3 separate regions of the Homo sapiens genome follow, and regions 2 and 3 are each linked to region 1. A link is a loop called in an ENCODE intact Hi-C map of the cell type or tissue named here. Cell type or tissue: GM12878. All regions are shown on one strand.

Region 1 (2,500 bases):
GATAGATTTGTCTTTTGGGTTTCATACTAGCATAATGAGTAGATTGTACACCACAATTATAGTATTCTGGGTTTGTTCATGTAATTAATTTTACCAGTGGATCTTGTATCTCGAAAAGGTTTTTTTTTTTCTTTACCTTAGTATTTTGTTTTTTTCAGATTGAAAAAATACTTTTAGCATTTCTTGTAAGATGGGTCTGGTGGTGATGAATTTTGTTTGTCTAGGAAATGCTGTATCTGTCTTTTATATTTGAAGGATAGCTTTGCTGGATGCAGTGTTCTTGAATAGCAGCATTTTTTTCAGCACTTTGAAAATATTGTTTCACTGTCTACTGTCCTGTATGATTTCCATTGAAAAGTATATTGCTAGACGAATTGGAGCTCCTTTATGTGTTACTTGCTTCTTTCCTCTTGCTGCTTTTAGGATTCTCTCTTTGTCTTTGACTGTTGAGAGTTTGATTCTTATATGCATTGGGGTAGTCTTATTTGGGTTGGATCTGTTTGGTATTTTCTGAGCTTCCATACCTGGATATTGGTCTCTTTCTCAAGTTTGGGAAAATTTTCTGTTATTATTTCTTTGAGTAAGCTTTCTAACCCTTGCTCTTGCTTTATTCCCTCTTGAACACCAGTAATTCTTAGATTGGTCTTTCGAGGTAATTTTCTGTATCTTGTAGGCATCTTTGTTTCTTTCATTTTTTTTTACTTTTTGCTCCTCTGTGTATTTTCAAATAACCTATCTTTGAGCTCACAGATTATTTCCTCTACTTGATCTATTCTGTTGTGCAGAGCCTTGAATGAATTTTTTAGTTCAGTAAGTATATTTCTCAGTTCCAAGATTTGTTTGATTTTTAAGTTATTTCAATCACTTTATTAAATTTCTTTAATTACTGAATTACTTTTTTGTGTTACTTTGGAGACCACTGAGTTTCCTTAAAACTATTATTTTTAATTCTTTATCCGAGAGCTCACATATTGCTTTTTCACTAGGGTCAGTCACTGATTCCTTGCTTTGTTTGGGCAGGTCCTGCTTCTCTGTTTGCTGTTGTTTCTTGTGGATGTACATCTATGTCTTTGCACTGAAGGATTAATGACCTCTCCCAGTCTTCTCTGTCTGGTTTTTGTTTTGTTTTGTTTTCACTGGGTATGTTTGCTTGAAGATTATTCGTAATTTACCTGGTGGTTTTTTTTTTTTTAAATTTTTCTCCTAGGTTGCTGCCTTCTTTTCGGCACTAGGTGGTGCTATAACCCAGGTTGGCCTTGGCTCTAGTAAATCATCAGAGCACTGCCCTGTCCTAAATAGGGAAAGTCCTAAGGGGGATTCCCCAGCAGTGTGGGAAGGTTGGCTGGGGGTTTGTGCCCAAGGGACCTGTGGAACATACTTCCTGCAGTGTGATGCTGCTGAACGGCCACTTGATTTGTCTGAGTTACCTAGCACAGTTTCCAGGGCTGAGGACAGTAGTTTCCTACTGTCCTCAAGGACGTTTCTCCCTCCAGACACTTGTGAGGCTTCTCGTGGATTGAAGCAGGGACAGATCTCCTGCTGGGGAACCCAGGATAGTGGGGAAGCTGGTTGTTCACCTTGCTCTCACTTTTTCTGGTATAGAAACTGTGAGTCAGGAGGAAATTTTCTGCATATTAGAAGATGGGCAGATTGGGGGAAAGATCATCATGGGTATGAAAGTTCAATTCTTGGCTGGGCGCAGTGGCTCACGCCTGTAATCCCAGCACTTTGGGAGGCCGAGGCAGGCAGATCACGAGGTCAGGAGTTCGAGACCAGCCTGGCCAACATACTGAAACCCTGTCTCTAGTAAATATACAAAACTTAGCTGGGTGTGGTGGCACATGCCTGTAGTCCTAGCTATTCAGAGGCTGAGGTGGGAGAATCACTTGAACCTGGGAGGTGGAGGTTGCAGTGAGCCAAGACCGTGCCACTGCACTCCAGCTTGGGTGACAGAGTGAGACTCTGTCTCAAAAAAAAAAAAAAAAAAAAGTTTAATTCTTGTACCATCTGCTAAGAATTTTTTCATTTCACTATGCTCTGGAAACTTTCCCATCCTGATATTTGAGTTCTGTGGTATTGCTGGTATTAATTTTGGCACTGTCTATTTGTTTTTGGTTTTCTGTTGTGGGGAATGTGAAGCCAGCTTGCTTCTACTTCTGCACCACCATTTTGGAAGCAGAAGTCTCTCAATCTGACTTTCAGCATTGTTATTTGTCTTATAAAATTTTTCAATTTTTTTGAGCTTGTATCTGTCAACATTTTTCTTTGTTTTTCTTATTTTGTAATTTTCAGCTCAAAAATGCTTTCCTTAACCATGATTTAGATGTATTCTCTTATAATTTACTCTAAGAATCTTAGTTTATTTCTTTATAGTCTTTTAATCTATCTTGATTGTTTTTGAATATGGTGCAAAGTGTGTGTACATGGAGGGTGAAGGATTAATTTAATATTGTTCTAATAAATCTATATTTATGAAATAGTTCAGCCTTTTCCACTTATG
Region 2 (2,500 bases), 420 kb after region 1:
ATGCCCAACACGAAATGTTCATTTTGTGAAGACATATGCATCAGCAAAAGTGGACTGCTTATAGCCTGAAGCATGTAAGAGTGCATGGGTCAGCGGTAAAGAGTTGCGGAGGGATATCTTCAGATGGAAGAGAGGTAGCTCATCTGCATTGATGGCAATGCTTTTCTAATCTTTGATATTATATGACATATTTCTGGACTGGTCATCCCCTTTAGGCTAAAAGATGAAGTTTTGAATGCTGAAGTACAGTTTCTTTTTTTTTTTTTTTTGAGACAGACTTTTGCTCTTGTTCCCCAGACTGGAGTGCAACGGCACGATCTCGGCTCACTGCAACCTCCGCCTCCTGGGTTCAAGCGATTCTCCTGCCTCAGCCTCCCGAGTAGCTGGGACTACAGGCATGCGCCACCATGCCTGGCTAATTTTGTATTTTTAGTAGAGATGGGGTTTTTCCATGTTGGTCAGGCTGGTTTCGAACTCCCAACCTCAAGTGATCCACCCGCCTCAGCCTCCCAAAGTGCTGGGATTACAGGCATGAGCCACCGCATCCGGCCTAAAGTAAAGTTTCTTAAGTGATTGCAGCCAGCTTCGTTTGTCTAAGTTTTCTTAAGTCCTCACAGCCTTCTGAACTTGAAGGATCTCTCTAACTCTAGTCAGGGTAAGTCTGACAATGTTTGTAAGTGAAATTATGTTGTCAGAACTATGGCACCTAGTTCTTCCTGATAACCCCTTCATGTAGTAGATACAATATATGAGAGAAAAATTAAGACCTAAATCTCTGGCAAATATTTCCCCAATTTATAAGAAATATCTTGGACTCCCCATTCAAAGACATTCGAAGCACTTTTCTATTCTCCCTATCAGCATTCTAGAAACTGCAATGGATTTTAAACTAGACTTCTTGGATGGCTGGTGTCTTATGGTATTACTGTTTATTAAAATAATGTGCTACAAACTATGCTACTATTTAAACAAATACAGGTTGGAAGCAGTGATTAGTACAAAAAGAACAAAGCAGGTTACTAATTTTTCCCTAAGTCAGTCAGAATTTTTGGTCTGAAGGCATTTAATACTTCAGGTTTAGGAGAAAAGAGATTGGGGTAAGGGGGGAAAGAGTCTCTCCCAGTCAAACAAACAAACAAAAAGATTTGTTTTCAATCTCGCAGGCTTAGAACACAAATGAAAGACCAACATAAAAATACACTCAACTGATTCCTTGGTGTCTTTAAGGAATGTACTCATATACTATATAGAAACAGCCAATCATTGGTCACATTTTTACAAATTAGAGTCATGACCTGAAAGTTAATTATCTTTCTCATGTAATTCTATTCTTTTCACACTTGTTCAGCCAATACATGAAAAGCTTGATATATAGTGTGAGCAGCTGCTTATTTCTCAATCCAGTTGGCAAGACAAAAATATGGTTGGTTTTTAAACAAGTGCAGTCGTGTGGTTGAGGTTCCTAATGTGTAGTCACAGTGCCACCTAGTGGTTATGCAGAGATTAACTATTAAAGATACTGTTTATTACGGCGCAGAATTTCCCTTTATCAAAAGATTTACACTTACTTGGAAACCTTATTGATTCCAAAAGCAACTTGTTGATTAAGAGATGCGATAATTTTGTCTTTCTTTTTAATCTGCATTTGGTTTTCTTGCCACCGAAAAGTCACTGTTCTCAACTGTCTTTTGAAATCCTGATCAATAAAAAATATTATTTCAGATAATTATGTTCAAGTCACCAGAAATTGAAAGAAAAAAGCAAACTAAGTTCTTTTCAAACAGAAAGCACCAGTAAGTTTAATATTTGAAATACTTCTCACTTCCATCAGATCTAATGGCAAAAATACTTACTTCACACTGATAGTGCAATTTATAAAGCTGCCTTTGACGAGCAAGCCTTTCCTTTTCAGTTTCTCCATAGTCTGTAGTTACTTTGCCAGCTGAGCCCTATTGAGCACAGGAAATATGCATGTATTATTTTCCTCAAAAAAAAATTTTAGTTATTTGAAAGGGATTTAAAGTTGCCATCTAACTCCTTTCACGTTTTTTGTCTCAAGTCAAACACTCAATTTAGATAAACCCACCTCCCCTCAATTACAGCATTTAATAAACAGTACCAGTTACTTGCCTGTTGCTGCTGCTGCTGGATACCACTACCGGCATGCTTACCATTTCTTTTTTTTTAATTATTATACTTTAAGTTTTAGGGTACATGTGCACAATGTGCAGGTTTGTTACATATGTATACATGTGCCATGTTGGTGTGCTGCACCCATTAACTCGTCATTTAACATTAGGTATATCTCATAATGCTATCTCTTCCCCCTCCCTCCACCTCACAACAGGCCCCGATGTGTGATGTTCCCCTTCCTGTGTCCATGTGTTCTCATTGTTCAATTCCCACCTATGAGTGAGAACATGTGGTGTTTCGTTTTTTGTCCTTGCGATAGTTTGCTGAGAATGATGGTTTCCAGCTTCTTCCATGTCCCTAAAAAGGA
Region 3 (2,500 bases), 170 kb after region 1:
TACTTTCATCCATAAGACCCAAATCAATCTGTCTGAAATTGAGAGCAATATCTGTTTTCTGGGTCTGGAATTCTTATGATCATGACCACTACAATATTTTCTCCAATGGGCTCATTGCATCTGTTGTGATCTAATATGTTGAATGGATCCCTGTATGCTGTATAAAATAGGGCTTCAGTCTTTATTCAGTTCATTTAATTTCCAAGTCTCATTACCCAGAACTGACATACAATCTTTTCTTTTTATTTACTTTTAACAACTGGTACAGGTTGGATAGCAACCGACAACACATCCCCAAATTCTGTCACATCGGAGCAGAAATGTTGCAAAATGTATTTGCTTCCAGAAAAGTTGACCTCTTTCATTTAATGTCTTTTTGCAGGCGGTACAAGCCCTCAATGGCCAGCAAACTCTGAGTCCTGAAGAATTCATCAACTTGGTGTTCCATAAGATCGATATAAACAATGATGGTAATGGAGCTACTCTCTACTGGATCACTTTTCCTACAAAGTAGGAGATGGTGGTAGTGGGGAGTGTTATTTAGACAAAAGCAGGAACCATTCAAGAGAACCCTAGTTGTGACTTAGGCTTCATAATGGGACCAATCCAATGTTCTCAGTATGATTCAATTGAGTAAATATTTATTGATCATATTCATTTCCAATGTGTGGTGCTTGACATGTTGGGATATATAAAGAGTAAAGGTGAGATGAGCAAATAAATCAGAATAATATAGGATGAAGTAAGTACCTTCTGCTGTTTGCTCTGAGACACATTCTATTAATCAGTTCCTCTCCACTGGAGAGGAAAACTCTCCAGTAACAGAAAACTTGAGCTTATAAATAAACTCAAGTTTTCCCTACTGCAGAAAACTTTCCTTCATTTATGCTATCTTCTTCTACTATCAGGCTTTTTTCTTCCTTTGGACTAAACATTTCTGGAGAAGAGTCCACACTTGCCTCCATTTCTGCTTTTTCTACCTTTTCTATCTACATTTCTGCTCTGATTATTTCTCCATCTGCTCTTTCTACTCTGTAATCTGGGTTCCTGTTTAGCTCAGAGGAGGTACCTTTCTTCTTCAGAGGTAGGAGTGAAGAGAGAAGACACAGACAGCCCAAGAGAAATGAGTGCTTCTACCATGTAGCTTTGATATCAGCAAACAGGTAGGTGAGCATAAAGACTTGAGATTGAGGCAGAAGATCTAGGAATGGTCCTTGAAAAACAGAAAATTTGACATTGTTAAAAATATAGGATATTAGTAAAAGGTTTAAGAAAACGGATAAGAGGCATTGGCATGCCAATCACAGTTGTCATCATTCCAAAACTCCTTCCAAAGGCATCAACCTGCCCACCATGCATCACTTCTTCTGGTGGACACAAGAGGGCAGTAGAGACACATGTTCCCATGTTGAGTGTGACAGGTTGTACTAGTAAAATGTGGCAGCTCAGCGTGGCAGGATGGGATGGTGAGGCCGGGAGGAAGCTCAAATGCAGCCACTGCTGCAAAAAAGCCAAACGACTGGACAAGAGTATACTGCTCAAGAAAGAAATTTGAAGATGCATCAGTTGCATCAATCTTCTTCTCTTAAGCACCTCGGTGTAGATCTGCCTCTCCTGAATCTCAATTCAGTATGCTCACTTACTAGTATACTGACATCAAATAATGAAACATGTCAGTACATGTGAAAGCTTGTAAGAAACAGAGTCAGACTACCCAGAGTAGATAAGGAGGCTACGTGCAGCCAGGAAAGGACCAGAGAAATGGAGAGTGGAGGGTCTGATGAGGACAATGAAGACTTTATTTGGAATATGCCACTGAAAATCGTGGTCATCGAACTGGAGAAATGCTGTAGATTTTATTCTGTTTCACTTTGTTTTTAATCTTAGAGGTGCTGCAGGATGGCAGGGATTGGAGTAGAGTAAATCATCCATTTCAGCCTGGGGCTGAAAGCACTGATGTAGAAGAATGAGTACTCCGGAAGTAGATGGGACATCACAAAGTTTTAAGACTTGGTTTATACAGTGACTTTCAAAAGGGCAGGTCAAGAATGTTTAATAATATCCATGAACACTGCTTCTAGTGCTAGGAGTGAGGGGAATAGGAAAGTGACCTTCCTCGGAGAAGTACGAAGATTTTGGTATTCTTAGGAAAACACTAAGATTCTATTAGTTTGAGGACACAGATAGTGTATTCGAGAAAACATGAATATGATTCAGGACTTTTTGTTTACTATCCAAGAAGGTTCCCCAAGGGCAAAGTATAAGGAATCGATAAAATGGGGACTGTGATTAGAAAGGAACTTGAAGTAGAAAGGGCTGGGTTAAAAGAGACGTGAATTCAGAAAAGAGAAATTGTGCCTGGGCAATAGCTGAGGTTACCTGAAGTTAGAGAGATGAGCTCTTTCACTTACAACAATAAGTCAGCGACAGAAAAAAGGAGATGAATTATGGTTTCTAGAATAGTTTATAAAACTAAATACACTAATTGTTTCCTCTTATA

What was found. Peaks named below come from ENCODE experiments on the same cell type or tissue, not always from the same donor. Only the 100,000 strongest peaks of a DNase experiment are listed, where the experiment ranks them.
Region 2: it touches region 1 in a loop (8-fold over the local background); 32 of 110 quality-filtered maps call a loop at or near these places.
Region 3: a loop joins it to region 1, with 3 times the contacts of the local background. A loop is called at or near these places in 12 of 110 quality-filtered maps.

The regions. Positions count from the first base shown.
Region 1 is chr3:109,080,943-109,083,442 of GRCh38, reverse strand. All of the region lies in intron 8 of MORC1 (MORC family CW-type zinc finger 1), which reads left to right. Among named protein-coding and RNA genes, the nearest start is that of MORC1-AS1, 19 kb to the left of the region's middle. RefSeq lists an enhancer at 1,424-1,593. In GM12878, a CTCF peak has its summit at 1,237 (motif pointing right); a DNase peak (open chromatin) is centred at 1,352; H3K4me3 peaks cover 341 bases; H3K27ac peaks cover 571 bases.
Region 2 is chr3:108,661,326-108,663,825 of GRCh38, reverse strand. DZIP3 (DAZ interacting zinc finger protein 3) reads right to left here. Exons shown (of 33, transcript NM_014648.4): 20 at 1,854-1,949; 21 at 1,569-1,696. Among named protein-coding and RNA genes, the nearest start is that of DZIP3, 73 kb to the right of the region's middle. In GM12878, a CTCF peak has its summit at 1,481 (motif pointing left); a DNase peak (open chromatin) is centred at 1,465.
Region 3 is chr3:108,914,097-108,916,596 of GRCh38, reverse strand. GUCA1C (guanylate cyclase activator 1C) reads left to right here. Exons shown (of 4, transcript NM_005459.4): 3 at 383-470. Among named protein-coding and RNA genes, the nearest start is that of GUCA1C, 39 kb to the left of the region's middle. In GM12878, a CTCF peak has its summit at 1,377 (motif pointing right); a DNase peak (open chromatin) is centred at 1,406.